2 separate regions of the Mus musculus genome follow, and region 1 is linked to region 2. The links are chromatin loops, found by intact Hi-C in ENCODE. Cell type or tissue: left cerebral cortex. All regions are shown on one strand. Links, peaks and the distances in the headings refer to the core of each region. The heading gives the core; the rest is flanking DNA. Region 1 overlaps Sumf1 (sulfatase modifying factor 1). Region 2 holds the start of Itpr1 (inositol 1,4,5-trisphosphate receptor 1).

Region 1 (15,426 bases), core at 3,704-11,703, 80 kb after region 2:
TAGTGGTGAGCCACCATGTAGTTGCTGGGATTTGAACTCAGGATCTTTGGAAAAGCAGTCGGCGCACTTAACCACTGAGCTATCTCGCCAGCCCACTTTGATATATCTTAACTACATAAAATATTCAAGTTAAAAAATTTATTTGTTGCCCGGCCGCCATCGGAGAGCATCAGCCATGGCTCTGCGCTACCCCATGGCCGTAGGCCTCAACAAGGGCCACAAGGTGACGAAAAACGTCAGTAAGCCGAGACACAGCCGGCGACGCGGGCGCCTCACCAAACACACCAAGTTCGTGCGGGACATGATCCGGGAGGTGTGCGACTTCGCACCCTACGAGCGGCGAGCCATGGAGTTGCTCAAAGTGTCCAAGGACAAGCGCGCACTCAAGTTCATCAAGAAGAGGGTGGGCACGCACATCCGCGCCAAGAGAAAGCGGGAGGAGCTGAGCAACGTGCTGGCAGCCATGAGGAAGGCAGCGGCCAAGAAGGATTGATGAACCCTCCCCCAATAAAAGATGGTTCCTACAAAAAAAAAAAAATTTATTTGTATTTTTTCTTTCTCATTTGCTTACATCTGGGCCCCATATCATCTGTGCCATTATATAGTGCATTCAAAAAAAAATGTAGACCTAAGAAAAGGTAAGCGATTATTTAATGTTCTGATTTCCTATGCTTGCTGCATCACTATGGCTACCATGATGCTATGTCGCTGGTGATGTGATGGGATAGTATGATTTATAGTATCCTTCTGGTTCTAAGAGAAACACAGTTGTATCTAAACAGGCTGCTTGTTTGCTTGTTTGTTCTGCAACATGGGACAGGATCTTATTCTGTAGCTCAGACTGGCCTTAAACAGAAATCCTTCAGCCTCTGCTGCAATTTTAGGAGTGTATATCATGTCTGGTCTGGGTCAGACAGCTATCTGTCCTCCTGCCGTGCTCCCAGCGAGAGTTCTAGTCTTGGAACTATCCAGAGTGATTTGTGTTTTTCTAACTCGGCAACAATGGAATGCATATTAACTCGAGTGCACCTGAGCCTCTCTCTGTGTGAGTTGGAAATAGGTGTGCACACCTGATGAGATCGCTGGCAGATCAGGCATCTTACTGTGAGGAGACCCTTTCCATTCCTCTGTCTCAAAGTATTGTTTTCTTCTTGTTGTGGTTTGCCTGTCTAGTTAGAATGCTACCTGCTCCTGTCGGCTGAGATAATGAGCTTAGCCTGTGCCAGCAAAGGGGAAGAAAATTATAATTGAGAACACTGCTTGCTTACTCTTCTCGCCCTCTTCGCTTTGGTTGGTGCAGTGCTTGGTCATCCTTACTTACAAACCTTGCTCATGCTTCCATGCTGTTATAGTCCAGACACCTTCATCCTCTCCTGCCTGCCAAGGCTTAGCTAGACATCTGTCAGCTTGCTTTCAACATGGGTTTTGACCATATATCGTACTGTATAGTTCCAGACAGTTGCGAAGTGTGTGTCTTTTCTCTCGCCTGTTTTGATGTCCTAGGGAATTGATCAGGGAGGCTCTAAGCTCATCCTTTCCGCCTTCTGTGGCACATGGAGTGTTTGTTGTTTGCTTGTTTTTATGGACTCCTCTCTGAACCCTTACCTCTCTGCACATGGTGGACTAAGTAAATTGGCACACACACCAACCAGTCTTCTGGTCTGAGAGCAGCATGGTAATGGGTAGTAACCGTGCTGACTTACTGCCTCTGCCCAGATACTTCTTCCGCATTGCTTGGTTGTGCTTAGGGTTCAGACTGGCTTTCCTTTGTAAGTCCTAAAGCTATGCTTGATTTAGGTTCTACTTGCTATGCTAGATGTCTCTCATCCATAAACCCCTCTGCGGCCTTCTACCACTGCACGTAGAACAAAGACCGCATGCTGCTGGCTGGCTGTCCCTCTCTGTCTGTACGATGCCTTCATAGGCATGTTCATTCATCAAGCATATACTTAGTGCCTAGTCTATACTAGAACCAGGAAGTTGCTTTGGAATTTTTACCTGCTAGAAGACCTTTGGTCATGTGTCCTTTGTGAGGATCTTCTGAGGTATGAGAGTTCAAAGTGGAAAAAGTGTGGTTGTTTCTAGCGGTTGACAGCTAATGTGACTACAAATATGCTTAATGAGTGCCAAGGACAATGCAAAGTGGTTGTACTGTTGGCTTCTCCAGACTTTCAAAAAATAATTTTCTGAATGTGGAAGGACATATGGGAGGGAGGGTTTGGAGGAATGGAAAGAAAGAGAGAAATGTTGTCATTAAATTATAATCTCAAAAATGAAATAAAAATATAATTTTAACTTTGTCCTAGTAGAAGCTGGAAGTCTTTCTGGAGGAAGTCCTTGTGGGTACCCACTGCTGTTTGCAATTCTGGGTAGAGCTTTTCCTACAGCACACAAGAACTACTGAGGCAGAGAAGTCAGTGTGGATGATGTCTACAGTTCCAGTGTCTGGCACCTTTGACGGCATTTGCAAACGTGTTCTGGGGGCGGGTGGGTGTTCTCAAGTGAAAGTGACCACCAGTTCTAGTGCTGAGATGACATTTGTTTCCATCTTCATAATAAACACTTTCTCAGAAGCCCCTGGTGCAACTTCCTGAGCAGGGAGTGGGATACTATATAGTGTCCTCCCCGCCTTCTTCGTTAGGGAATTCAGTCATGCAGGACTCACTGATAACCCTGAAAGCTGAAGACACTCCTGGCCAGCAGGAACTCCAACGCCTGGGGCAGAAAGTTGCTTTATGGAAAGGTGCTGTGTCCAGCCAAACACTCCCTGAGAGTATTTAACTCCTTGGTTTTTATTCTGCTCTCTCCTGACCTGGAAGCTTTTCAAGGTCCTGAAGGTCCCCATAGCATTTGCCTCTTAGTCTTCGTTTTTCTGGGTAAGTATCCCCTTTTATTCTATTATATCTGATATAACTTACAATTCAGGGCAATTCTGTTACTTTCTTCCGAACCACATCAGTGGCAGAATGTCCAGAGCACGTGCCAAAGCACACTGATGCTTGGAGCTTGAAGGATTTAAATTTTGGACCGTGGGAAATTTATGTATACGTTTTGCACTATCTCAAGGGTAGAATCCAAGTGTGCATATGAAATGCTTCCATATCATACATAGCTTACATAAGAGCCTGAAGGTGATTTTAAATACTATTTTGAATAAATTTGTATATGAAACAGCTTATGCAATTGAACCATCAGACTTTCAGTATACTGATATTTGAAAAAAAAAAATATCTTTTAAACCTCAGGGCAGCTCTGTGTAGAAGTGTTCAGCTTGTAGCAGCTTTCCTTTCCAGTAGAGCTGGCTGTTTGTACGTGAAGAGGACACTGAACAGAGAGCTGAAGCAAGAGCTCTGGAGCACCAGTCAGCCCACATTGGCACAGTTCTCTCTGGGTTACGGAGCTGTCCTTGCTGTGGGGGTTGACAGACACAGGGACGCAGTAGACACAGGGACACAGTAGCCAGGCCCTGTTGTCAAGAAGGTTCTTTGGAGGAAAGCCTTGGAAAATCCAGGTCCACTGTGACAAGACTTCCTGTGTGTGTGTAACGTGGAAGAACTGTTTGTTCTTCACTGTGGGAGCTGTGACGGCATCTCAAGAAGAAGCACATCAAATGATGGCAGCACATCACCCTGCTACATCAGTGGGATCCAAAGAGCAGAATGGCAGGGCCGGGCTTTTTAAGGAATTTAGAAGCAAAGTTCCCCTACCACAACCACACTCATGGTTTACAGTTCCTCTGGTCCTTGGAGCCATTGTTTTCAGTTTACCCTCATCCTGAAACACAGTACCTTAGCTCTCCCCCATGGGTGGACATACTTGTTTCCTCTCTCTCCTCTTCTGGCTTTGTATCACTACCCCATTATGGGAGAACTAGAAATGAACATAGATTTCTTTTGGTTAACTAGTTAGGGGCTTTAGAAAGTGACTCACAATTTATGTTTCTTCCTTCCATCTACTTAAAGGGCTTTTATGAGCTCTGTCTTTTATAGTGTATGACACCTGATTGGGCCAGCAATGTTGACTGAGAAGAGCAGGGTTTGCCAGTGGGTGCTTTGTTGTTCTCAGTAATGCGCTTTCTGTTGTACTCAGTAATGACTGTAGTTAAGCAATGGAATAGAGGTCAGAAGCTGTGTCTCCATTTGTAGTTTAAAATGCTACAAGGCCAGAGGTGAGTCATCTCACCCTTGTTGGGCTTACTAGTCCTTCATCTGTTGTCCTGGTTGGTTTTGTCAGCTTGACAAAAAGCTAGAATTTCCTGGAAAGAGAAACTCCAATTGAGAAATGTCTCCATCAGATTGGCTTTAGGCCAGCTGATAGGATGGAAATCTTTCTAATTGATGATTAATGTGGAAGGGCCCAGCTCCCTGGGGCTGGCAGCACCCTGGGCAGGGAGACCTGGGCTGTAAAAGAAAGCAGACTGAGTGGGCCATGGGGACAAGGCAGTGAGCAGCATTCCTCTGCTGCAGGTCTTCCCTTGAGTTTGTACCCTGACTTCCCTTGGTGATGTATATGACTTGAGAGTTATGAGTGAAACCAGCCCTTTCTTCCTCAGGTTGCTTTTGGTCACAGTGTTTTATCACAGCAGTGGAAAGCCTGACTAAGATGTCTGTAAATTGCATTAAGGATGTAGCAAGTTGTTCTCAGGGAACAGGCAAAGTGGGCAACTATTGCTTGCTTTTGACTGGGAGAGTAGAGGACCACTGAAGATGGTACAGCTGATCGTCTAGCAGTTGGCAGGATAGCTTGTAAATGATTTAAATGGAGGGCTGCATACAGGTATCACCGGGTGATGTAATAGTTTTGGGACAAGAGGATGAAATCCTTTGATTCTGCTTCCTGTTCTGTGAGAGAAAATGAACAAAAATTTCAACATCGTGTCCTTGTATTAAAAAGAAAGACTAGTGCTGCTGAGCCCCATGCCTGTAGCATAGTCAGCACTCAGCAAATGCACTCACAAATGAGAGCTAATTACCATTTCTGAGTACCCCTGAGTGGGAGTGTTTTCTTTTTGCCAGTTCTTCTCCTCAGAAACACCTTTTGTTTAATAGGCCAGATCATGGTATTTACCTGTGTTTGCTGAGCAGCGCCACTAGGCACTTGGCGTGAGCTAGGTAAACAAACATCAGCATCACAGGCCTTGGCCGGCAGATGCTGAGCCCTGACTGTGGACCTTATCATTCACACAGCATTGGGTGGATTTCTCCCTACTAATGCCTTAACCTAGACCTCGCCTAGAATCTAGACCCTAAACCCAGATACGCAGTTTTCATTTGAAAGTGTTTTACGCCTTCTTTGTCCCTTTCTGAACCTAAATAGGCTCGTGGGGACCAACAAAGATAACCAGAGCCTCTGACCCCCTTAGTTGTGCCTATAACTCTGACAGGACGGGGCATTGAATTCTGGGTAGAATTTGGGCTTAGATCTTGGGTCATTTGCTTGAGGCTGCTTTGTCTTATCTTGGTTTGGATGGTGAGTGGGCTGACAGCTTAGCACTGTACTGAGGGCCAGACTGTTTCCACCAGACTTGCCATCTCTGTGGGCCTCTTGACCATCTCTTTGTTCCTGAGACTTCAGTGGGTAGATGGTTTTTCTCAATATTTCAGTCAACCCAACATGCCACTCCGTGGCATACACTATACTCTGAAATCTAATACATGGATTTTTAAAAAATAGAATGCCTTTTAAAAATTCTTAGTCAGTTTCATACATGTGAATAATGCATCTTGACCATGTTCATTTCAAACTCCCCTCTTCCATCCCCCCTGGCCACTCCTAATCCTCATCCCATCATGTGAGCACTCCCACCAGTAACCCAGTGGGTTCAGTCGGTGTTTCCTGTTAGAATGTTGAGAGGTCTTGTTGACTTGGTCCTATGTAGGCAACTTGTGTCTACAGTGAGTCCATGAGTATGTCGCATCCAGAAGGCAGCATCTCACAGCTCTCTTCTCATCCTCTGGCTCTTACTATCTTCTGTCCTCTGTTTGCTCATGTTTCTTGAGCCATTGGTGTGGGAGACAGAGGCTGTTGGTATAGATGTCTCATTTGTGACTGAGCCTTAAATAGTAGCATAGCCTCAACACTTTGTCAGATCTGACTTTTTGTTGTACATTTGCAGGTGGAGCTCTGCTTTATTATTCTCAAGTCAACACAGATTAGCATATGTTAGATTCTGACATATATATATATATATATATATATATATATATTTATAATTTCTTATATATGATCAACTCATACTTGTGGACATTTTTTTTCCTTGAGTACTGATCAAGCCGAAGTGGAATCATTGCAGAAAGCTGCCATCTCTTTCAGCTAGAAGCAGGCCTCCATGTGAGCTTATAGATTTGTGTTCATCCTTTTGGGGTTTTGTTTGTTAAGTTTGAGATAGGATTGTTTGCAGTCCAGGCTGACCTCTGTATAACATAATGACATAATTGCTCCTTGGAATGGTTAAAGGGGAGGTTTTTGTTGTAGATATGAGAGAGAGAGAGAGAGAGAGAGAGAGAGAGAGAGAGAGAGAGAGAGAGAGAGAGAGAAACATGAATGAGAGAACAGCTAGAGGCTTCTGGGAAAGTCCAGAGCAGAAAGAGATAGAAATAAACATGGCCATGAGACCTGGCCTGGGCTCTGAGAGAAGGGAGACCAGCAGGGAGTAGAAAAAACAGAATGAGAGGAGCAGGAAGGAGGGAGAGAGAGGGAGGAAGAGGGAAGAAGGAAGAGGAGAAAGGGAGGGAGGGAGAGAGAGATAGAAAGAAAGATAGATTGATAGACAGACAGACTGAATTGCAGGGTTATAAGGAGAATGAGGAGCTCTGGGGAGGGAGTGTGAGGTAGGGGAGGAGGTTAGAAGGGCTAGATGCCAGCCTGGACATTGAAATGTGCTGCAGGTACTTGTCCTGAGGGAGCCTGTAAGCCAGCGTCTGGTCTGCTTTAATATGTTATTAGGCACCATAAATAGCCATTTGTCCCATCAGCCAGTGATAAGGCAAAGGAGTCCATTTGATAGGGAACTGATTTCACAAGTTCCTGAGGAATGCTGGCTTTTATGTAACTACCAGAAATTCTCCCAACATCCATGTTGAGCCCATTTCTGGATATTTGGACTGCCTTTTGGGGTCTGGAATTGGAACTTCATTTGGACCTAATAGCTTCTATTCCTCTATGTGGCTGAAGATGGTGAACTCGGTTTTGATTTGCTGTATATGTGTTGCTGAAGATATAACCGAAGACTTCATGCATGCTTGGGCAAGCAGTCTACCACTATACATGTACCAAGCCCTGTATTTTGGCTTAAACAAAATCATATAAAGTTGTGTAGTACTTTTATTGAGAATGAAAGTCAAAGTCAAAGTGGGTGTGCATTGTTTTGATGCAAGTTTCGTTTCCATGAATTAGAGTGCTTTCTTAAGCACAGCTGTGTAAGTGCTGTAGCACTATCCATCTATGTCCATCCATCCATCCATCCATCCATCCATCCACCCACCCACCCACCCACTCATCCATCTGTCTGTCATCTGTCTATGTGTCTGTCTGCCTATCTCTATCTCTCCTTCATTCCCTCCCCCACCTCTCTTTTTCTACACAGACACACACACACACACACACACACACGAATGTACGCACATCATATCCTTAAAATCTTTCTAACTGTGTGAAAGAAGGTCTGTGTTCTCAGAACCATTTTTCATGGTAATTCATGGAGTGGAGAGATGTGCTGACTTCACCTGGCCTTTGAGCCTCATTTGTAGTCAGGACTCAATTCCAGCTTTTTCAATCCCCAGACTTGTTCAGGTTTACTGGACTTTATTTCAAATGCACAATACAAAGGGCTACTTACTTCTTTGTAGTAATGTTGAGTCACAAGCTACATATGTTAGTCCAGGAAGTGTTAAGAATATGCAAGATGATTTAGGAGGCATGAATTGCTGTGTCATGAGCACCTCTTTCCAAAAGCAAAGGGGAGGGATAAGTTATGTCTGCAGTGTCTATGATTCTGCATAGAATCCTGGCCTTCCTGCCATCTCCAGCTCTTACTTCTGCTAGGTTACTATTAAAATTACCGATGTGGCAAATTCTTGGATTTTGTTGTTGTTGTTAACTCTGGCACCTAACTTGTTAATGAAGGATAAAGTAGCAGTGTGTCACTTCATTTCTGTATCTTCCTTGTAGTGCCTTCCCTCTGCCACACAGTGACTCATTTGTTCTTTCCCTCAAGGCTCTGAAATAAAGCCTGATGAGAAAATAGAACAGTCAAATTATCTTTTCTTCTTAATCAGGTTATACTGTGATTTTTTTTTGACGTGGTTCTGTGGACCCATTTTTAATACATGTGTACGTACATCACACGTCACTCTGGCGTGAGTTCATGGAGATAGCCCTTGATATCAAAAAAGTTCTGCATCTAAGGGTTCCATTAACTAACCTGAAAAATTGTACCCAAAACTGCCCAGACCTTTTGGTCTTATTATTTCTCAAACAATGTAGCATGATAGAGATTTGGGTAATGTCTGTGATGTCAGAAATTATATGAAATCTTGAGATGATGCCAACTACATAGCAAGATGTATATGTTATATGCCAACACTGCTCTGTTTTGCATAAAGGATGTGGATTTGAGTTCCTCAGGAGGTCCTGGGTCCAATCCTCCCCAGATACTGAGCAATGTTGGTATTTCATTTATTTAGCAACATTTATCAGAAATCTCCTCATGTTCCATTTGTGTGTAAAGTTTTGGGCGTTTGTAGACATAGCATCTTTAATTCATGCAGTGGAGATGTTTGAAAAGCAAGTGAACACACCTAAGCACTTAGGAATGCATGTTTATTTAGTCATGTGCAGGGACGCAGTATAGCGTGATGTTTGGAATAATTTAGTTTTAAAGATGGATCCCAGTGTAGCCACCCACTAGTTGAATAGACTGAGGCAGGTTTTAATGCATTTACTCAGTTTCTTTGTCTGTTAGTGAAGAAATAGTAGTCTGGGCCGAGGAGATGGCTCAGAGGGTCAGCTTGCTGTCATCAAGCCTGATAGGCTGAGTTTGATCTTTATATTGTGGATGGAAAGAAAACAGACTCTTGAAGTTTTTCCTCTGACGTCCATGTGTGCTGTCCAAATGGATAACTTAAAAATCTTATGTCTACAAAAGCACTAAGTCAGTTTGGTCTTAAACACAAGTAGCCAGAGACATCTGCAGGATGAGCTAGACAGAAGTCAGGGAAGAACTGCAAGGACCCAGACCTGGGACCACAATGCTCCGATCCTCACTCTTGGTCTTGAGGCCGCTCACTTGTTAAGCTCAAGTGCTTCCGAGAGGCCTCGGAGGTCTCTTAGACTGTGCCTTTACCACCCCAGGCTGTGTCACCGCCTTGCTCAACTATACGTGCACACACAAACACTAAGTAAGTAAGAGGAATTAGAAAAAGCAAAGAAATAGTCTTTTTTTCCAGTCTCTTGAGAGGTTTTCCTGGTACTATGAGGAAAATGTTTAGTGTAAAGCTGGTGTGTAGTAAGCATGTCATAAATGCTAATTATAACTAGTGTTTTAATGTAATCAAAGTTTAAAAGAAATATTTGTAAGCTACAAGCGTACACCTTACTCTGAAATCTAATACATGGAAGAGATTTTTTCTGGACCCTTTTAGAGATGTGGAGAAGAGCTATGCCATCTGTTAGCATGTAGTTATAAATAACACTTCTTCCCGTGGGCAGCCTCTACTTCATACCCAGTACAGGAAGTAAACACTGCATCTCATCCAGTGAGACAGTTCACAGCACTGGGCGCTTAGCACTTACGCATTTTCAGACTGTCCAAATAAAATCACAGAAATCTTTAAGTAGTTCTTTGAAAATAATGTCGAAGTTAAAATGCCATTTGGTATAAGCTAATTGTTATATTCTCCCTTAAGTTGTTGATGAAGTATCAGGCAGAGCACTGGGGTTGCATGAGAATGTGTTGAGTCCCTAGGAAAATGGAATGGTTCATCATTTCCACTTTAAGGGATGCTTAGAACCCTATCTGACCTGGCTTGCAGGACCAGGGCTTTCACAGTCTTATTCTGAGAAGTAGAAGTGATGGACTTTGGAGCAGGTTGTTAAGTCAGTGTAGCTGGTACCCTGTGATTTCCATGGTTCATTTGGGTTCAACTGGAAGTCACCTTTCTTTAAGATGTATGCATCATGGGCTGGAGAGATGGCTCAGTGGTTAGGAGCACTGACTGCTCTTCCCAAGGTCTTGAATTCAATTCCCAGCAACCACATGGTGGCTCACAACCATCTGTAATTGGATCTGATGCCCTCTTCTGGTATGTCTGAAGACAGGTACAGTGTACTCATATAAATCAGATAAATCTTTTAGAAAAGGATGTATGTATTGTTTACAATGACAGAAACTCATTTCTATACATGTTAGTGCAAATCTATTAGGATTGGGTACACCTGGATGTACAGGATCAGCCCAGCTTTCTGAGCATGAAGGAGCACCTATACCTTAGGAGACACTGTCACAGAACAGTGTACTGCTTTCGTTAGACAATGGAAAAGCAGTTGCCTTGGTACAGATATCCATGTGACTTGTTTTCTTTCAGCAATGGCTGGAAAATGCCTCTGTATTTAGGCTGACTGGTTTTTAGCACTTAGACTCTTCATATCCTTAATTTTTAAAATTACCGCTCATTTACCAGAGTTGCGTTGAAACCATTGAATGAGGCATTTAAAAGAAGATTGTAGTTGCTTTTCTGGCATCTTTGGAAGAATGGATACACGGTTTCTCTGGAGACAGTGAGAGTGTGGTATGGTAAAGGCACCGTCTAAGAGCATAGCTCCCATGGAATGGAAGTGGAGGCAGGGCCTCCGAGGCCTCTCTGAAGCACTTGAACTTAACAGATGAAGGACCTCAAGATCAAGAGTGAGGGTCAGAGCTCTGTGGTCCCAGGTTCAGGTCCTTGCAGTACTGCCCTGACTTCTGTCTAGCTCATCCTGCAGATGTCTCTGGCTACTTTGCAGTGTGTTTAAGACCAAATTGACTTTGTGCAGAAGTAAGATTTTAAAGTGATCCTTTCCATCTTTTGTTTGTTGGTTTGTTTCTGAGCTTTACTCCCCTTGTTTGCCAAATCCCAAATCACTGGCGGACAGTTACTCCACAGATATTTAAGTGTAGAGTGGTTGCCATGGAGTCAGTACATGTCTATTGACATCCCCAGTCTCAGATGTGAACGCTCATGGTGAAGTGCTGAACAGAGCAAAGCCCTTGCTGACAGGGGGCCTGCGTTATGCTACCAGAAATACAGGTAGAATGAGGTGGCAAATGCTAGTATGTCTTTTTTTTTTTTCTGTTTCTTGTAGCTGCCTCTTCTTCCTTTTCCTCTTTTTTCTCTCCTCTCCCTTTCACTTCTCCCTTTCCTTTTCCTTGCTTTTTTCTTTCTTTTTTTTTTTTTTTTTTTTTTTTTTTTTTTTTGTTTGCTGATGGGGAGGGAGTCGTATTATATATCCCCATGTGGCCATAAACTTGCTGTGTTACAGGCTGGTCCGGCACTTGAAAGCTTCCTGCCCTGTCTCTGCTGTTATTACAGACGTGGGTCATCACACCTGGATCTGATGCCGCTTCTGACATCAATGTGTATACATGTAGACATGTTTTCTCCTGGCAGGAAGCACGTGCTATTTTACTACAGCAGTTCTCCAACACCAGTGATCTTAGCTCAGGAGTTCTGATGTCCTGGTGTTAGCCGAGAGCCCAAAAATTAAGATCTTAGTCTTATAAGACGAAGTCCCCATTCCAGACACTAGCCTGAAATAGGGCAGTCAGATGACTTCCCCGGCCCCTGTGTATTCATTCATTCCCATAACCACTTTCTCTAGTTTTTCATATATAAAATGTTTGAGGCTAGCCTGGAATATAGTGAGCCTTTCTCACTCACCCCCCCCCCCCAAAAAAAAACCCAGTGGGGATGTGGGACAGGTGAAGCTAATCAGTGTCCTTTAAAATCAGTGACCCAGTCACTCATGGTTCTTCATGAGTTGTAGGCCTTTTCCTGAAAAGACTCTGGAAAGGAAGGCGTATGTGCCTCAGCTGGAACAGCTGAGTCATTTGTGGCAAAAATACGATGCTATATGAGGTAGCCCACACAGACCACCTGACGGCCTGGGCTTGAACCCTGACCCCGACCTGCCTCTGACCTTGGTAGGCTTCTCACCTTGTCTCGTCCTTAATTCTTTATTTGAAAAAAAATGGGGCAAATGACTGAGGGTCTGCACATGCCTGTGCTGGCATGATTGTTAATAGTTAATAAAGCCTTTGTTTTTTAAACATTTATTTAAACGATACATTATAAGGTTACCTTATAATAATGATAATAATTGAACTTATTACAGTGACTGGCCGTTTTACAGATGTAAGACATAAGGCAGTACTTACATATAGTGTGTATGTGATAAGTATCAGCCTCTAGGTTTACTTGCATGCTCCTTATTCTGTGAGTAGAATTAGTGTGTTTAATACCATATTTTATGCATGATCCCAGAAGCAAAAATTGTAGGTTTTTAGACAATGGAGTGCCATCCATCCTGGTGTGAGCAACTTGGATGAAGTTTCAAGGATTCTCTTCCCTTTTGACCTAGCATGAGTAGAACAAACAGAACGAAGGAAATGGCTCTTCTCCTTCACCTCAAAAGCAGGGGGCACTGCTTGAATTCGCCACTGCAGGAGTCTGTGCTTCTCTAATGAGAACCTGGGAAGCTGTTCATTTGGTTTGTGTTTCTCACATAGGCTGTGCTCCTAATTTGAACTTCCCTCTACCTTTGACCTTCCTCTGCCATCACCTTCCCCTTCCTCTTTTAATGCAATAATTAAACTTCTTTCTCTCTTGTTCTCTCTCCTCCTTTCCTCCTTCCCCCTTCCCCCTTTCCCCCTTTCCTTCTTTCTTTCCTTCTTTTCTTTTCTTTTCTTTTCTTTTCTTTTCTTTTCTTTTCTTTCCTTTCCTTTCCTTTCCTTTCCTTTCCTTTCCTTTCCTTTCTTTCTTTCTTTCTTTCTTTCTTTCTTTCTTTCTTTCTTTCTTGCCTCTGCCTCCCAAGTGCTGAGATTAAAGGCATTTACCACCATGCCCAGCTAGGGTACACTTTTCATTGATTCTTTCCTAGGGAATAAATAACATTTCACCTAATTCAAAAAGCTTTATTCTCAGTAGTGCTTTTATGTACTTACTCTTAAAATTCCCTTTCACGTGAATACTGAGCATAAAAGAATTATTGGGACATCTTATTTTGTACCTTGGGAAGAGATTCTGTGACATCTCGAAGATGGTTGATTGCTTAGAGGCAAGGTCAGTTTGAGGGTCCATGGTGTTCTGATGGCGTGGACTCTATGACTGCACAGCCCTCTCTGCTCAATAGCTGTGAGCCTAGGACAAGGCAAACATGTCATTACTCTCAGGCTTCCAATTTCCTTATCCTTAAAATAATACTTCCTGTTTTCAGGTTCATCTTTGGGAATCAGATGGCATAAAAAGGCAGTAATTGTGATGTAGAACAATGTTTTACATTATGGGATGTTTGAAAGCAGAGTGCCTTTCTTTAAAGGGGGTTGGGGAGCGGCAGATTTGATGATCAGCACCCATCACTCCCGCTCTCAGGATGCTGCAATATCCTGGCTTACAGTAGTGGTACTTTGCCTAATAATAGAAGATGGCAGAAGTGGCTGAAGAAACTTGTAGGAACGGTGAGCAGAACCTGTCTTAGTCACACCCATGATGCCCCTATTGCTGTGTTAGTATGCAGGCATGGATGATGTTTTTGTTGCCCTGGGCTGCTGGAACCTTGCCTATGGAGTCCATGTCATCTGCCAGCTGGAAGGCTTGCCTAGAAGTCAAGTGTGCCAGGGAACCCAGCACACAGTTAACCAGGGCAAGGGCAACTTAACTCCCAATTCTTAGCACTCAACCGAGTTCACTTCTCAAGGTTGTAGAGAATAAAATCTCTCCCTTTAATCTGCATTCCTCTGCATTTAAAGTTCGAAGGAAGTCTTTGATGACCAATATTTGGGGTCCTAGAAGACATAGTCTTTCTTTTCATTTATTTTAGTTTAAACACTTGTGTTCTTTGACTTTAAAAGTGTTTTTGTTTATAGAAAATTCCAAACATATAAAAGTAGAAACAAATCCTCTGCTGAGCCTCTGTGCTCTGCAGTCAGCTTCACTATCAGGTCACAGTGGACCTGGCTGTCTCCGTGCTTGTTCCTTCTTGTCCCCAGTGATGTGTAGGAGGCCCAGAAGCCTGTTGTCCGTGTGTTTGAAGAGACCTCTTCAGTAATTGCTTCAGATTTTGCGTTTTCCTGAAAACGGCTTAGTCTTCTACTGCCTTACAGCTTACGCTGACTTTCATCATTATATGTTTTTTTTCCCCACTCAAAAACCCCAATTGTGGCTGGACATTCATACCTCCCAGCACTTGAAACACAGAGGTAGCCAGATCTCTATGAACGTGAGGCATCCTGGCCTAGATAGGGACTTCCAGGCCAGCCAGGTCTCCCCTGGTGCGACCCAGGCTCAAAACAAGCAAATAAACAAGCAAGTACTCCCCAGATTACCTTGGTATAATTGATATTTATATGCAACAAGCCACATATATTTGAAGTATTCATTTTAGTTCAGTTTGATAATTGTCCATGAAATAATCCCAATCAGAATAGTGACTATAGGAGTCATCTTGTGTCACCTTGTAACCTCTGTGTCTCATGCCTCAGAAATTTGTGATCCTCTTTCTAGAAAGCACAGATTCTGTGGAATTGATTTCAGTTTTAGATAAATGGAATTATATATTATGCATTCTATTTTGTCTCGCTTTTTTTTTCATAATGCCAGCCTTTTACCTATTCTACAGATGTTATTGGGCTCCCACCAGGTACCATTTTGAAAGCTATAAAGGCCTGTTAGGAGGCTATTATAGTTGGTTCTGCTGACAAATGATGGTAGTTTGAATCAGAGAGGTTGCCATGGAGATGATGAGCTGCCATTCATTAGAACTCTCCTTTGGAGGTAAAGCTAATTGGACTACTTGGATGTAAGGATGAAAGAGAGGGAGGAATTCAGATCATCTCCCAGGATTGGGAGATATTTTGAGATAGTCACAAAACTGCTGTTTAAATATTTTTAAAAGCAAAGAATAGCTTCCCTTGTCCAATAGAAAATTATGAATTTCAGTTTTTCTCTCTGGTGTTGGGATATGATTTGAATTAGGCTAGCAGAAAGACCTTAGGAAGAAGGGGAATATTTTTGGATTTTTTTCAATGTATATTGAAGTGACATTAATTCTGCTATCTTTGACCCACAGGTTTCTGTTTTCATTTTAGTGATAAAAAGATCAATTCAACCAAGTCTGATGCCATTGTTGAGTCAGACTGTACTTTGTGATGGTACTTTAGCTATGGTAATTTTA
Region 2 (15,426 bases), core at 2,630-10,629:
CTTATATAAATGCAGGCAAAACTCCCAAAATACAAACTTTTTTTTCTTAATGAAATAAAATACCATCAGAGGGACAGACTTTTGGAGGAAAAAAAAAAATACAGGTATCAGGTATCTTCCGGCTAGTGAGAAAAGAGGTGCAACTGTGAACAAAAGGAAAGAGAGCAAGTGGGAGGTGCTGTGATTATGAGATTCAAACACTCATCTAACTTTTCAAATATGTATTTATTTTTTTCCCTTTACTTTATGTGCACTGGTGTTTTGCCTGCATGTTTGTCTATGTGACAGTGTCAGATCTTGAAGTTACAGGCAGTTGTGAGCTGCCATGTAGGTGCTGGGATTTGAACCTGGATCTTCTAAAAGAGCAGTTGGCGCCCTTAACTGCTGAGCCATCTCTCCAGCCCTAATTTCTACACATGGTGAAAAGCCTGGGAACTGAGTCTCAGATGGCTAAGACAGATTCATTGTTTTGCTGTGTGGCTTGGCCATTGCTTCCCAGTGTTTGACAATGAACCCGTAATCTCTGTAGTGATGCAGTGAGGGGTGTGAGTTCTGCCCCTGTGAGGGTGTCTCTTTCAAGGAGAATCCACTAATGTGGAGCTTCTCACACCTAGGGATGGTGAGAACATGGCGCTCATTGTCAGGACTTTCCCAAGTGAAGTCTGGTGGGCAGCAGGGTGGCCACACGGCCACAGGAACCCCAGGACCACCAGATGGGTCTTAGGACATGATGAGCAAAGCAAAGGCCAGCTCTATTCTTCAGCAGAGGAGACTCCTTTCCTACTTAAGCGGACTTCAGTGCCAGGAAATGTCACATGACAGACCAGTCTAGAAATCTAGGTCTCCCTAATGCCCCCTGTATCAAGTTTCCAGCTGGCATGTGGTCTTGCCAGCCTGGCCAGTCCCTTTAGAGAGCACAGTGGAGTTCAGCAATGCTGCAAATGAAAACCACACTGAGGACCCTGTCAGGGTTCAGAAATCCTCAGAAGCGCTGATCTGCAAAATCCGGCCTTTGCCCCTGGACCCTGACCACCCTCCCACCTCAAGGCTTCCCCCTGCTGCCTACCTGCAGCCACTCCAGCCTCCTGAGCCCTGTCTCCAACATGCCCACCTCCATCCACCTCAGGGTTTTTGCACTTTCTGCTCTGGACTCCTAGAACATCTACATGGTTATCTGGCTCACTTCCTTCAGCGCTGTCCTCAATGTCACCACAGTGAAGAACCCTGCCTTACCTCCCAACCCTAATACACCCTTAACACCCTTCAAACTTTTGTTTTTCATTTTTTATTTAGATAATACATATCAATTTGCAGGATTTTTTAATGTTTAAAACAGAAAGCCTGTGTCCTTTAATCCACCTTCCCCTTTCTGTAGCTCCTGAGAACTTCATCAGTCCCCATTCTGGCTCTATCAATCTGAATATTCATGAGGGCCACTTTACACTATGTGTATCATGCAATGTGTACCTGCTGATGCCTGGCTTCTTTCAGTTACAAAGTGTGTCCTTGGTTTGAATACACTGGGAACCAAGTTTCTTCCTTTTCTGGGCTTACTAACAGCTCCCTGAACATATAAAGAGCACTTTGGTTTTCGCTCATATATCCATAGATACTTTGGGGTTTCATTTTGGCCTTTAGGCTAACATTAGTGAGGTCACTTTCAATATCAAACAACTGCTTCAGTTCTTGCTTCAAATTCCTCAGAGAACTACACATGGAACCGTCAAATCATATAATAATTCTGTTTCATATTTTCAGGAGCTACCATGCTGTTGTATCTAAGACGTATCTCTTGCATTCCCACCAACAATACACAAGCACTCCCATTTTTCCACATCTTGTCCACTCGCTTATTCTCTGTTCATCCCCTCCTTGTTGACTTTTGCTCCACAACTCTCTGCACCTGCCATACTACGATACCTGTTTGTTTTCGCTGATCACTTCCCACTGGCTCCTACTAAAGCCCCGAGGAACCAACTTGATTGCTCATTGCCATACCCAAGGCACCTAGAGCACAGTTGGCACGTAGCAGGTATTCAAGAAATCTGTGGACTCAGCAACACAGAGACACACGAATGGTAACAATTGTAGCAGGGTGAAAGTCAGTGAGGTCCACGGGTTCACCGACAGCTTTGATTTCAACTCTGAGCAGCCTAGGGAATCTCATGGTCTACCAGGTGGCGGCTTCAGGTGTTCATTTAGCTCCTTTCCCACTAGGAATCTTCTCAGAACACTCCTGGACACTCTAACAGGTAGAAGGACCCACACAAGTACTGTAATTCATACCATTGACTTCAAGCCTAAGTGTAGTCCTCAAACTTCAACAGCAAAACATAAAAAAAAAAAAAAAAAAAAAAAAAAGCTAACACAACTGCATGCAATTCTAGGTATCAGGGATCTGTAAGTGCAATGCATTTTATTTTAAAACATCAAACCAATAGCAGACAAGACAGAACACTGTCCTTGTGTAGATTCCTTAATTAGAAGTATCCAAGGACAGCTTGACCTAGAAACCTAACTCCAGGACTGCTTTTATTTTGGAAGATTTTTTTTTTTTGTCTGTTGTTCGTATTTGGTATCTGTTGTTTCATTTGGTTTGTTTTAAAAGAGCTGCCTGTATTTAAAAAAAAAAAAAAAAGTAGAACAGAATCTCCATGAGATCATTATTAGCTAAGAAGCCATGTGAAGTTTTCTCAAGTCCTTTCCTTGCACACCATTGAATTAGTTCCAGAGTGTCCCATTCCCACCCCACCTCCACGGTCTAGTGTTTTTGCAGCTGAAACCACTTTGAGGGCAAAGTCAACAGATTGTTCTTGTGGCACTAACCTATTTCTCTTCTAAGCCACCACTGCTCCTCCCATTCCTCAAGGGAGGCTGGCAAAAGGAGCCACCTTTTTGCATGGGTAATAATGCCTCAGTGACTTTCCTGGGCGGGCTTCGATGGAGAGGCCGGAGTGATTCATTTGGAACATAAAGAACTTCCCTTGCTTAGTTAGAAGGAAATCTTGATGAGATTTTCTGTTCCGAATTGATTTAGTCAAGAGCAGATTGTGCTTGCCCCGTATACTCATGCAATGCACACATCCATGAAAGAAATGGGGAAAGAAAGAAAGGAATGGAGAAGAAAACCACTGCAACAACTAGTTGCCAGGCAAGCCAGAGGCCACAGGACAAGCTACCAACATTCCACAGGTAAAACTAAAGCGGTTTAAGCTCTCCAATTATTCACGTAGAGACACACCTGACTCCTTCAAACCTGCTCAGGTGCCGTGATGTGAATGACCACGCTATACTTCAGATATGAGCCAGGCCTAAGGCTGCACGGAGACACTGGCTTTCCTCTGGTTTTCCTTAACTGTCCTGATTCAAGCTTTCAACACAGAGCTTTCCAAAATGAATTCAGCCCAACGTCAAATCCTCCTACAAATACCTACAGTCTTTTATCCCTGCCAATGGCGCTATCATTTTCTTCATACATCAAACTAAGAATAGCTTGTACATTGTTGGTAAGACATAAATAAGTTAATGCATTAAGATCAATATGTTTACTATTTTTCCTAGCATCTCCCCCCACCCCCCGCCCAGTTCTCCATAAACTTAAACACAAGCGGTACACATTACTGCCCGGGCTGCCCAGTGACTTCATTCTGTATCTTGGTTTCTTTACCCACATCTAAGGTCTTCTGGGATACAGCTCTGCAGCTGGCTTGCTACTACCTAATGGAACAGCCTCATTATTTTTAGGCAAAAGATAGAGAAGAGTCTGTGGACCAGTTAACCTCGTCTGTAATGTACTTCAAAGAGAAGGCTGACCCCAAGCTTTAATCAACATAGACTTAAGTCCACAGAAGAACTAGCCTTCCCTTCCAAATGTTTCCCGCTCTGCCAGTATTCCTGAGGACCTTATCAACAGGAAACAAAAGCATTCTACTACCATAATGAAGTATCTGGCTTTTATTCACTAATTAGAAAAGCCCAAAGATTGTAGCCCAGGGAACAGCTAAATATTTAGGACATTAAAGAAGTTACCAAGGACCAGCTGCCCACAGCTCACCACCCACCCCTATTAACTTGTTGTTTACTCAATTCCCAGACATTTTAGGAAAACAAAAACAAAAACAAAATCCAATGGCCAAACCTGAAACCATAGTGGCACCTGTACCTACAGAAGCTTTATTTTCTAGAAACGGGCTGTGATGGTTTTAAATATGCCATTATACTGACAGAAATGCTGCCTGCCCTCAGCTCCTCATCCAGGAACAGGTCCCAAAGCAAGAGAAGCCCGCTGGGTTCCTTGACATTCAGGTGGCTCCAGTGAAACCCTGGAAGCGACTGTAGTATTCTTTAAGCTCTTCCTTCCCGTTTTTAAGTTCTCATTCTTTCAATTTGTCACTTTCATTTCTTGCAGCCCAGCCCATTCTGGGTACAGGCATGCCCACAACCGAACAGAACAAAGTGACAGTTTGTGAAAGGGAGGGGTATCTCACTCTTGCTTAGGGATCTTGGCAGATGAAAAGTTCTGCATCTTTGGGAATTAAACTAATGAGGGCTCCTCTCAGGCTGGTAAGGGACCACCCACTTTACAGTCCCTTTAACTGCACGTTGTGGTCGCTTACCGACATCTTCCCCACCCCACCCCCCTCACCCCGCCATGCTTCACTTCTGAGCGACCTTCAAAAGTGGCTGTCACTAGACCTTTACTCACCCAAGACCATGACCAATTTTGACCACGGTGTCTTTCTTTTCCCTACTTTACCTCTATGGCAGCTACAAGAGGACTTAGAAAATGCTTAGGACAAAAACCCATTTTTGACTACAGCACTCGGCTCGCACACTCACCTGACCCAGGTCAGGCACTCTGTAGCCAATGGACGCCCAGCCAAGGATGCAAATCCTGGTCCCTTGTAATCAGCTCCTAAATATTTAACAAAGAAAGAAGACTGAGTAGGGGATCTCGCGAGGGTCTATCAGAAATTCTCAAATCCAAGTTTTGACTTTTATAGCCTCCGCTTTTCCTGCAGATCCCACTCCCCTCCAAATTTAGCAGCTAAGTCGGAGGGATCTCTTTCCCCCAAATAAAAGCAAACCCAGCATGCTTATTTCCCGTCAGTAGCTGGCCAGAAAGATCAGACACGCAGAAACTTCGAACACGCCGGATGGGGATTGAAGGTGGATGGAAGTAAGGGACGTGTTGAGATCCCAAAGCACTTGTTTCCCCGCGTGGAGGCCAAGTATGTGAAACCCGCGTCCTCATTGGGCACGAGCTCCGTCCACACTTCTTTCCTCATCGCCCCCCCCCCCCTTCCTCCGGTTTTCTTCCTTTTTTTTTTTTTTAACCCACGGGGACCCCCACGCATGCATTATCCTACCAGCTGAGCAGCGCAACAGGGCTAGCTACATTTTTAGAAAGATTATTTCCTTGAGCGAACTCATATGACCCCCTCAAATACCCCCCCCCAGGGGGAAAAAAAACTATTTCCTGCAGACACTCCAACCGTTTCCAACTTGGGGGAATGCCATTTCAATACGGGGAAGGAGGTTGAAACCGGTCACTAGAGTCGAGGACGTTTGGGGTTACTTAAGCCTGAAAAAAAATATATACCTCCCCCCAAAACTGTTCACAGGGAAAGAAGCCCCAAAATACACGCCAAGTGCATGCAAAGCCACCAAAGCCACCAAGAACTCCCGGTGATCAGGGCAAAAACTTCTGCGCACGGGAGCTAGTGCCAACTCCCCGCGCCCTCTGCCCGGCCCCAGCAGCTACCTTGGTGACCGGGGAGCCACGCCGGTTTGGGGGATCAGGACCAGGAGAGGGGTTAGCAGCCGCTGGGCAATCCCATGTCCGCGAAGAGGGAGCTCGTTCCGTTAGGATGGGAGCGGAACACCCACACCTCCTCTCGGCGTGCGCTTTCTCTCTCTCCACCCTCTGCCTCCACCTCCTCCACCACCACCACCTCCTCCTCTCCTCCCACCCCGGCAGGCTTGAGGAAACGCTTCAGCAGAACATCCACATGGTTACTGCACTTTAAAGCAGCGCCCGACCGCTTATATAGGCCGGGAAGCTCCCTGGGCAATGTAGTCCGAGTCCCAGGTCGTGCCGGCGCCTGGGGCTGCGCAGAGGGACTACAAGTCCCAGAATCCCCTGGGCTCCGGGGCTGGGTTCTAAATAGACTCCCGCGCGCTGACCAGGGGTGGGAGGGGGAAGAGGCGCCCAGGCTGAAGGCTCGGGTTGCGAACTTGTGTCTGAACACCGGACTCCCCAGGTTTGGCAAGCCCGACCCACTGGGTATGTCCCCTACCTCTGTGAACCCTTCTCTTTTGACTTGTATCTTCCCTTCCTAAAGTCAGGTGTCACTAGGGTCCGGAGAGAGAGGAAGAGCTCGGATTACTGCTTCGGGAAGTTTTTACAAGCTATTTACCCACCCCCGCGCGCCCTGTGTCCTGGAGCCAAGAATTTCAGAAATCCGAGGCACAAAAACGCCAGTGTTTGCGGTCAAGGATTAAAGAAACAAGTTTGTCTTTATTAAATCTGGTCTAGTTTTTTATTGGATCCTGCTAGTGTCTGCATGAAAAACTAAGTCTGGAAATGGGGTGGTCCCTGCTATTGAGGATGCGGGGTAATCGTGTGAGAGCCCTTTTCTGAATTCGAGCTGGGTCTGTCTTTCGTCGCCCGGTAGGAGGTAAAAGAAACGCTACCCTGACGAGTGAGCAAATAAAGGAACCATGTTGTGACTTGCTGATGTTGTGATCGCGAAGCAGGAAAGAAATACAAACCGCGACCTCGGTCCTGACCCCGCTTCTAAGACCCCTATGCTCCTGGAATCTGTAAACGCTAAAGTAAATAAACCGCAAACCAAAAAAATAAGGGCTTCAGAGAAAACTGCTTATACTAAGATGAGTGCGTCCAGGCGAGGCGTGCTGCAAGTCTTCAACCCAAGCCTCTGGGCTGAAATGGATTTCCACACACCAGAAAATAGTGTAGGCTCCAGGCTGCAAAGTGCATAGAACTTTGGTCTTGGGAAGAAGAGTTTGCATCACAGGCAAAGTTATCCTACTGTCTCCTTCCCCATCCCACCCTACAAACTAGACTGCACGTATTCATTCCACAAACGTTCCCCGGGTGTCATCTGGGTGCCAGGCCAGGCACTGTGCCAGGATATGAGAGCGCGCCAAAATATATCATAACATCCTAAATGGGGGTCTGTCTGCTACCGCTAAAGACCTGTTAACAGTAATCCTTGTAATGAAAACAAATGGTTCTACAGAGCTCAGCCTACCTGCTTTCTGTACAGCATGCTATTGAGTGTCACTGATTCTGGGTTTGTAACCTCTTTGTATACAGCAGGTATAAGGCCAAAGAACAGGACAAGCCAGGTTAACTTTGGTCTCCTTTGCAACTCCAACCTGTACCTATACTAAGCACTTGCCCATTGGGACCTCCATCACCACCTCCTTAAAGGAGCCCCTCCTATTTTAGGAGCAGCCTCTAAGCCCTTAGGCAAATCACCTTGAACTCTTTACCCCAGGTTTGCCATCTAGAGAGGGATTCAATACTCATTAATGTTTGCCTGTTCTCTTTTCCTATTACGTGATTCAACAGCCTTGCCTCCTCTCGTGAAACTTTAAGAACAATAGAGGGCAAAATAGGTAACAATTATTGCATATTTAGTGCTCAACCTAACCATTAGGGGCATCACACGGGTGCGTCCTGTGGCCCAGGCATTGTTTCTAAGTAATTTAAGTAGATCATTTCAGCGATAGCACATGGAAAGCTAAAGGCATGCAGGTTAAGTTATATCCAAAAGGCACCGTTGGCAATCTAGGAGGCAAGTGGGGATGCTTCAAGCTGCCTGTCTGTCCTCGGGAAAAACCCCAACTTGTCACCACAGAGGAATCCACACCTTTCATATCTGTTGTTTTTTCCTTTCCCCGATAAAAACAACCTGATCCACTTTCCAAGTCCCTTTGACCCTAACTTTCAAGCAATTTCAACAAATCAGCCCACAAAACGGGTGGGGGTTGCTTCATGATATTCTAATGTGGATTTGCAAAAGAATCCTTGGCCATAGTTGAGAGGCACCGGCAGCTCATTTTCATCCTCCCCACACTGTAGACACAAGCCCTTTGTGTAGTTTATCCATGGTCTTCCCTCCCCAGCCGGAAGTTTCAGTGAGAGACCATGTCTTCCTTACATTTGTGTACTCCAGTCCCCTTGACTCAAAAAGGCTTACCCTTCTGTTTGCACATTTTTGCAGATTTGGAAAAAAAAAAAAAGTTTCCTGCAACCTTGTAATGGAAGGTGCATTGAGCATACAGAAGGCAACAGAAGCATGTCTTTCTGAGCATTTGGGCCGTTTAGCTGCTCAGATCAGTTTGCTTTGTCAGTGTGTGCACATAGTGCTGTTCAACGTTTGGCAAGTTCTGGAAGCTGCCAGATCACAGGAAAATACTTTTGCTAATTCTACTATGGCTCAAAGAGATTCTTTGTGTCAGACAGTTGATGTGTGGCAATGCTAACGGTGATAGATGCTAGAATGAGTGGCTTATACTCCTTTATGAGCTGAGGAGAGGGTGTGTGTGTCTGTGGGGGGTGAGCTGCTGCTTCTCTGTTATAATTTTTCTTGGGAAGAATTTTTCTAGACATGCATCTCCAATCCAGGAGCTATCAGCCATGTATGCACCGAGGATGCAGCTAGTTCTAAAGAAGATGTGAAGTACTTATAAAATACACAATGAGTTTCAAGCACCTAAACTTCAAACGCAAGGCTTCAGATATGTTGGACCACACACTTGAAATGACTTTTCCTGACTTTTTTTTACTTTTTAAATTGACTAAAAATTTAATCTGCAACTAGCACCTCTGGGCCTTGACATGCTTATACATACATATGTGCCATGAACAAATATCCCTATACATATGCAAACATGTTTATATAAACACATACCATACATGTGCCTAGTTTAAAAAAAAAGATAATCTGCCACAAAAGTACCCATGTGTAACTTTACCCTTGAAATGCCCACGTAGGGAGGTCAGAGGACTTTGCAGTCAGGACAGTGTTAGAGACTGAGTCTGAAGAAAGTCCAAAGCTAGCACAGCAACTTACTCCAGGGAAACCCCACAAATAGAAACAGTTTTTGTCAGCAATCCATGGCTGCAGACTTGGACTAAATTCTAAATTCATCTGCTGAGAAACCCACCCTCAGGTCCCCTCCTACTAAAGAAAGCAAGATGTGCCAAGGAAAGCAGGATTCAGAAAAAGCAAGGCTGACAACCAGCTGCACCATTAATATCCAAGGTGTGTGCTTGTGGAGAGAGTGATGGGACTAATCCTCTCCAGCCTTGTCGGCCCAGACAGTCATTGAGTTACAGGACATGAAAGAGCTTCCAAACCTTACCTGAGCTTTACCAAAACAAAAACATGAGCACCAAGGCCAGGAAAATAGAGCAGCTCACCCTGAGACCATGCCTGGCCACAAACCAAGTGTCAGCTTGTTGGAACACAAATCCCTAGTTTCCTCTAGTCACAAAGCCCAGTCATACATGACTATCATAGTGAGCCTTGAATGCTTCAGTAAATAGCTTCTTCAAGTCCCCCTTAAATGGCAAGACAACAAGCTGACACTCAAATCGGAATTCATTCTGTCCTGGAGAGAACTTCTTTTTTACCTGGTGTGATGGACTACCATTGAGCATGAGAAATATCAGTAAAGAGAAATCGATATTGTCTATGTAGTTCCTAGAGTGTCTTTCCTGACCATTTTTTAACCTTCTATGGTAGAAGAAAGAGGATATAGTTCTTTTGGATAATTTTATAAAACTCTTGGACACACATGTCTAAACACCACCAGATATTCCAAATAGTAGTAGCATCAGTCCTTGGAGTTTTTGCACTGAATGGTCCAAAACTCAGTCATAGGCACACTCACAAGACGATTGTGTTTGAGCGTTCTGTGTGGTTTTTGTTCTTACAGGCAAGATACGATCTTTGAAGATGAGTATTTGTGTACCGTTTGTAGCTCTAACTTGGGCACTGGGTAAAGAGAGGGGTGTTCAGCACTTATTGAGTCATGAGGTCTTAGAATTCTAAGGATGGCCAGGAGAAGCGATAACCTGCAGACCCTCAATAGTCTACACAAGACGAGACAGAGCTGGAATTTAAAAAAACAAATAAAGAAAAAACAGGAAAGAGGAGAAGTTAGTCTGAAGCTTAGAAAGGGAAGGCATTTCCTGTATCCAGGCCCAGGACATCCTGTTCCGCCAAGAGAAAACATCACAAATTGGAGGCTCTTCGTTTGTTGTCTGATCTCGAGAATTTAGAAGAGCCTGCTACTTAGTCACCTGGGGACTAGAGGGAACTGGGATGAAGTATCAGTGACCACACCAAGCAGGCAACACAGAACTTACAAAAGTCAGCAAAAAAACTGGGTTGGGTTTGTAGCTCTGTAGTAGAGGATTCACTTAGCATGCTTTTTAAAAATATAGACAAAAACTATTTGCTACTGCTTTTTTTCCATATGGAAAAGGCAGCTGTGCCACCCCTGATGGTATTATTGTCCATGCTGTCTGGAATCCCAAAACCATAAGGATTATTAATTTCTTACACATTATTTTCCTGTGAAACATGCAAAGTTAGGAGTTTACCACAAAGTAGACCATCCAGCCCCACTTCCTGCCTCCCATCTATAAGACTGTTATCCTAACATGCTAGGGCAGGCGAACTGGACCAGGAGCCTTGAAATGCCTTGCCGACTTTTTATTATCACACTATCATTATTACAGCAGAAATGAAATCCTGGTGTCAAAGGAGATTCGGGAAGCTACTTTGTTGTTTTGAGATGGGGGTCTCACGAAATAACCCAACTCACCTGAACTCAGGAGCCCTCAGTTCCTTATGTGAACACAGTCATATTCCACTATGCCTCGCCTGGAGCTCTACTGTATGCAAGAATTCAGGAATCCATGTTTTTTTAAAAAATCATATATAGGTATAGTTAAAAATTAATTATTTTGCAGCTTGTAGGGAAATGATTTATTTAGGTTAGAATGCCACAAAGTTATGTCTCAGGGTATTTGAAACTCAATCTCAAAACCTACACTATCATGTAACCTAAAAAAAAAAAGTATACATTTCTTTATTTATATATAACAATCTCATTAAAAAGCCATGAAGAGAACCCTATGTGAAATATTTATTGATAGTGGATTCTCTTTTGTAATATTTTTGCAGTTATTTTGAAGACAGTTAGGTTTCAATAAATTGTTTTTTAAAAATTATTTAGCTTACAAGCTAGTAATAACCTAGCAACTTTCATGCCAATAGTCTCCAGGCTATGAGAATTCTATGTATTTCAATAAGACTTCTTAAGGCAATACTTCTTAAAGCTATTTATGTGTCCCAAATCAACCAGAAAAGCAAAAGGTATTGTGCATGAGAAAAAGATAGTAGAAAACTTGAGAACTTTTGCAGACTACAGTAAATATAGTCACTAACCCAGCATTAAATTTTACTTAAATCAGTCACCAATCAAGTGAAGCCTGTAACTTTTCTACTTTTCCTGTCCTATGGTGATGTTTTCAGATTGAAGCAAATCAACTACTTGCTTTTCTCTCCAATTATTACCTTCCCAGGCTATGATCAACCTATATGATGAGTTCAGCCCAGATGCAGCACTTGAGGTTCATGGTTCACAATAAGGATCATTAAGATAGGAACAGCCCAGAGAAGCAGGACTGGGAGTGTAGGCGTTGGTTAGTTAATGTTGGGCTATCACTATCAGACAGTTACTGACTGGATGAGTCGCCTCCTGTTTTACCCAGAGCTCTGTGGAGCACTGGGGAAGAAGGAAGCCAGTGGAATGCAAAGAGCTTTTGCTGTCTGCCTTTCTCTTCATTTCAACATTCTGTTTGGAACTCACAAAGTTCCAAGACTTGCTGCTTGGCACTCACAAACCACAGTCACCAGCTGGTCTTTCACCCCATACTCTGGGTTTCCTTCCAGGTGTGGAGTGCAGAGTATGCAGCTGTGGCCTAGCAAACCGCCCAGATGCTTTCAAGCCCTCTGCCTGCCTCAGCTTCTTACCTCCAACAGGCACCTGTCCCTTCATGCAGCCATGTTTCTCCATTAATATATTACATACTACATGGCTCTAAGTCACTCAACCGTTTATATTAACTTTAATACAGCGAGTGAAGGGGCAGTTCAGGTATTTTCAGTCAACTTTTCCTTCAAAATTAGCCTTTGTTTTTGTTTTGTTCTGTTGTGCTGTGTTGTGTGTGTACCTCTTGTAGTACCTGTTAGGAGGAGGAAGAGAAAGGGGGCCAGGAGTGGAGGAAGACAAGGAGGGGGAGAAGGCAGATGTGAGGAGGGGAGGAAAAGTGAATCTCTTTAAAGACAGACTAAGCCTTACTCAACATCTGGTACACTCTAAGAAAGAGACTACATCATCTATCCATAATCAAATGAGCCATTCTGTAAAGAAGAAGAAGTTTTTAAACAGGCATATGATACTCGTATCGTGAAAAGGGTTTTTAAGAAAACATGATGATCGTTTCCCAAAGACTTCAACTCCTAGAAAAAGGCCCTTTCAACCCCAAGGGTCTGAGTACCCTCTTCTGTCCAAAAGGGAGAAAACATTGCATGGCAAAATGAAAATACTCCATTTAATAGTAAGTAAATTTGTTTGGTCTTTGAAAAGAAAGAGTCTTGTAAGACTTTGCTAATTACGTTTAACTGTTAACTTGGGCACTCTTGAATAGTAGTTTGACCTTCAGAAAAGGCAAAGTCTTTCAGTGCAGCTGCTTTAGACTTGAGACTTGGGAGGAGCCGTTCATTAGAATAGAAAATCTCGCTGTTTAATTAGCTGTCTGTCCTTGCTTCTGATTTTTTAAAAAAAGTTTTTTTAGAATAATATGTTCAGCCTGACCCCAAACCAGTATTAGAAAGTAGGTTCTCGGATTAAATTAGCCTTTAATTCTCCTCTGCTTCACTTATTTTCAGAGCATATCACAAGGGAAGAGGCACCAATATTGAAAGGAAAGGGGGTACCCTGCTAACCTATTTATGAACTACGTTTTGAACCAATAAGTCTGATGACATGTTAATCCATGCTGTGAAGTGGAGGAAAATAAACAACTTTCCATACACTTATGGGGAAATGCCCAATCCACAAGTAAATTTGATTAATAACAGCCATTAAATTACAAGTCTCATCGTCTGTTTTCTTTTATAAATGAAGTAGAAGCAAAAAATTCTTGAGACAAGGGAAAAGTAGAGTGTATTTTAAAGGCTTACTGATAAAGGGGCCTGTGGTCTTCTAGGATTCTCTAGAAGAGCTGAAACTTGTTTGTGGGGTTCTGAAAACTTTATGTTCATCAGACAGGGCACAGTTTTTGAGGTGTGTATTTAGCAAATAGTAACATCCACAAATACACAAATAAAGAGGTTTGAGTAGAATTTAGCATGCACAGGGCAAAATTTAAAATGATTTCTGATGTTAGATCATTTGCTCTTTAAGTCCTCCAGTCTGAACACTCTATCTGGTACATAACAGATTCTTGGGGTGTATATATATATATGTATGTATGTATGTATATATATATATAGTTTTAAAATGTGGAGCCAACATATTTCTTAGCACTGTTGTCTGTGTGGAATATCCATGTCTCTAAAGATCAGACAAGGTGAGTATACAGATACCTGATAGATTTTAAGCAAATTCATCAGTGATGTCATTTAATATTAAACTATATGTATTAAGACCAAGTCGTTCATTTCAAAAAAAATATTGAGTTAGGATACAGCCTGTAGTACTAAGTCACTTGTAACCCCAGGCAGGTCAGAATTAAGAAGCTTCATACATACATTTCTAGATGTCTGCACAAGAGAAAGGAAAGCATAGCAGTCACACAACAGCTTGTAAGTGAATGTTCATAGCAACATCAATCAGAATAGGAGAAGAGTGGGAACAATCCGAATGCACAGCTGTTTTCTCTCTCTCTCTCTCTCTCTCTCTCTCTCTCTCTCTCCTCTCTCTCTCTCTCTCTCTCTCTCTCTCTCTCTCTCTCTCTCCTCTCTACTTTTTTGTGTGTGTGTGTGTGTGTGTGTGTGTGTGTGTGTGTGTGTGTGTGTGTGTGTGTGTGTGCAGGAGTCCGCAAAAGCCAGAAGAGGGCAATAGAGCATTGAATCCCCTGGCTCTGGACTTGCATGCAGGTCATGCAAGTCACTGTGTGGGTGCTGAGATCTGCACCCAGGTCCTTTGCAGGAGCAGCAAGCACTGTTACCCTGTCCTATCTTCCCCAGCCCCAGCCCCAGCCCCCTTTGATTTATCTAGCAGGGGTCCAGGGACAGAGTAGGGTAGTGAGGAAAATGAAGAAATAACAGAGGGAACAGAGATAGAAACCTGGGATTGGTGATCTGGGCTATCAGCTGGAGATGCCTCAGCATCCTGAAAGGTCAGCAGGTTTGTTAAACAGGGCTGACCAGACTGGGCGCAGGGTTGGTTATTGCATACAGCTGTGCAAAGAGATGGTGTTATTACATACAGATGAACAAGGAAGAAGGTTTATGGTATACAGCTGTAAAAAAAGAACAGGTTTAGCTAATCTCAGTAGAAGCAGTCCCTGTAAGGGCACAGTCCTCAGACCATAAACACTCAGAAGGAGAAAGCTATGGTAGACATTTTCTGCACGAACTGCCAGTATCCACCCTTGGACCAAAGGAAGGCTTTGCCATGCCTCAGGGTCAAGGCCAGCTCACACTCCTTAACTAACCTATTCCCTGCCTTTTCTTCCCACTCTCTGACAATTGCCCACCACCCAACACTGCTTATGTCTGGTCACCTTCCACAAGTAGTACATATGAGCAAGGTCATATACTACAATGCTTTATGTCTAGACTCTTTTACTAAACAGAATGTCCTCCTGGTCTATTCTTGTTGCAGCAAACAGCAGGATTGTATCCTTTTTAATGGCTAAGTAATAGCCTATTGCAAATATGTATCACATTTTCTCTATCCATTCATCTGTTGTTTGGTATTGAATTCTGACTATTGTGAGTAATGCTACAATTCAAATAGGGGTACAAGTACATTCTTTCTGTTTTCTTTCATTTCATTTATGTGTGTGTGTCTGCTATATTCAAGACACAGCATATATGTAGAGATCAAAGGAGATCAGATTCGGGAGTTTGTTCTCTCCATCTACCACATAGTTCCTGGGGATCAAAGTCAGGTTGGTAGGCACGTCAGCAATGGGCATGCTTACTACCTTAGCTAGCTCCCTGGCCCATGCAGGCATTTTTTTCCAATAAACTTATCTTATTTCCTTTGGATATATGATTGGTTCTTTTTATTTTTCTTCAATGTGTAGCCCAGGCTGGCCTCAAACTCATGATCCTCCTGCCTCTATCTCCTTCAGCAAATCCT

Evidence for each region. A loop is a pair of places that touch in the nucleus more often than their neighbours do. Peaks named below come from ENCODE experiments on the same cell type or tissue, not always from the same donor. Only the 100,000 strongest peaks of a DNase experiment are listed, where the experiment ranks them.
Region 1: it touches region 2 in a loop (2.3-fold over the local background); 1 of 42 quality-filtered maps calls a loop at or near these places.

What each region holds. Positions count from the first base shown.
Region 1 is chr6:108,125,232-108,140,657 of GRCm38, reverse strand. The region is part of intron 7 of Sumf1 (sulfatase modifying factor 1); the gene reads left to right. It also overlaps the pseudogene Rpl36-ps12. Among named protein-coding and RNA genes, the nearest start is that of Sumf1, 53 kb to the left of the region's middle. In left cerebral cortex, for the core only: a CTCF peak has its summit at 8,183; DNase peaks (open chromatin) are centred at 7,971, 8,118, 9,310 and 9,717; H3K27ac peaks cover 2,223 bases.
Region 2 is chr6:108,203,692-108,219,117 of GRCm38, reverse strand. Itpr1 (inositol 1,4,5-trisphosphate receptor 1) reads right to left here and starts at 6,022. Exons shown (of 62, transcript NM_010585.5): 1 at 5,765-6,022; 2 at 4,840-4,915. It overlaps Gm38872 (predicted gene, 38872), which reads left to right and starts at 6,200. Exons shown (of 3, transcript NR_167935.1): 1 at 6,200-6,263; 2 at 6,345-6,512; 3 at 6,678-6,862. In left cerebral cortex, for the core only: a CTCF peak has its summit at 6,686; DNase peaks (open chromatin) are centred at 5,324, 6,077, 6,619, 6,988 and 3 more places; H3K4me3 peaks cover 4,304 bases; H3K27ac peaks cover 1,091 bases.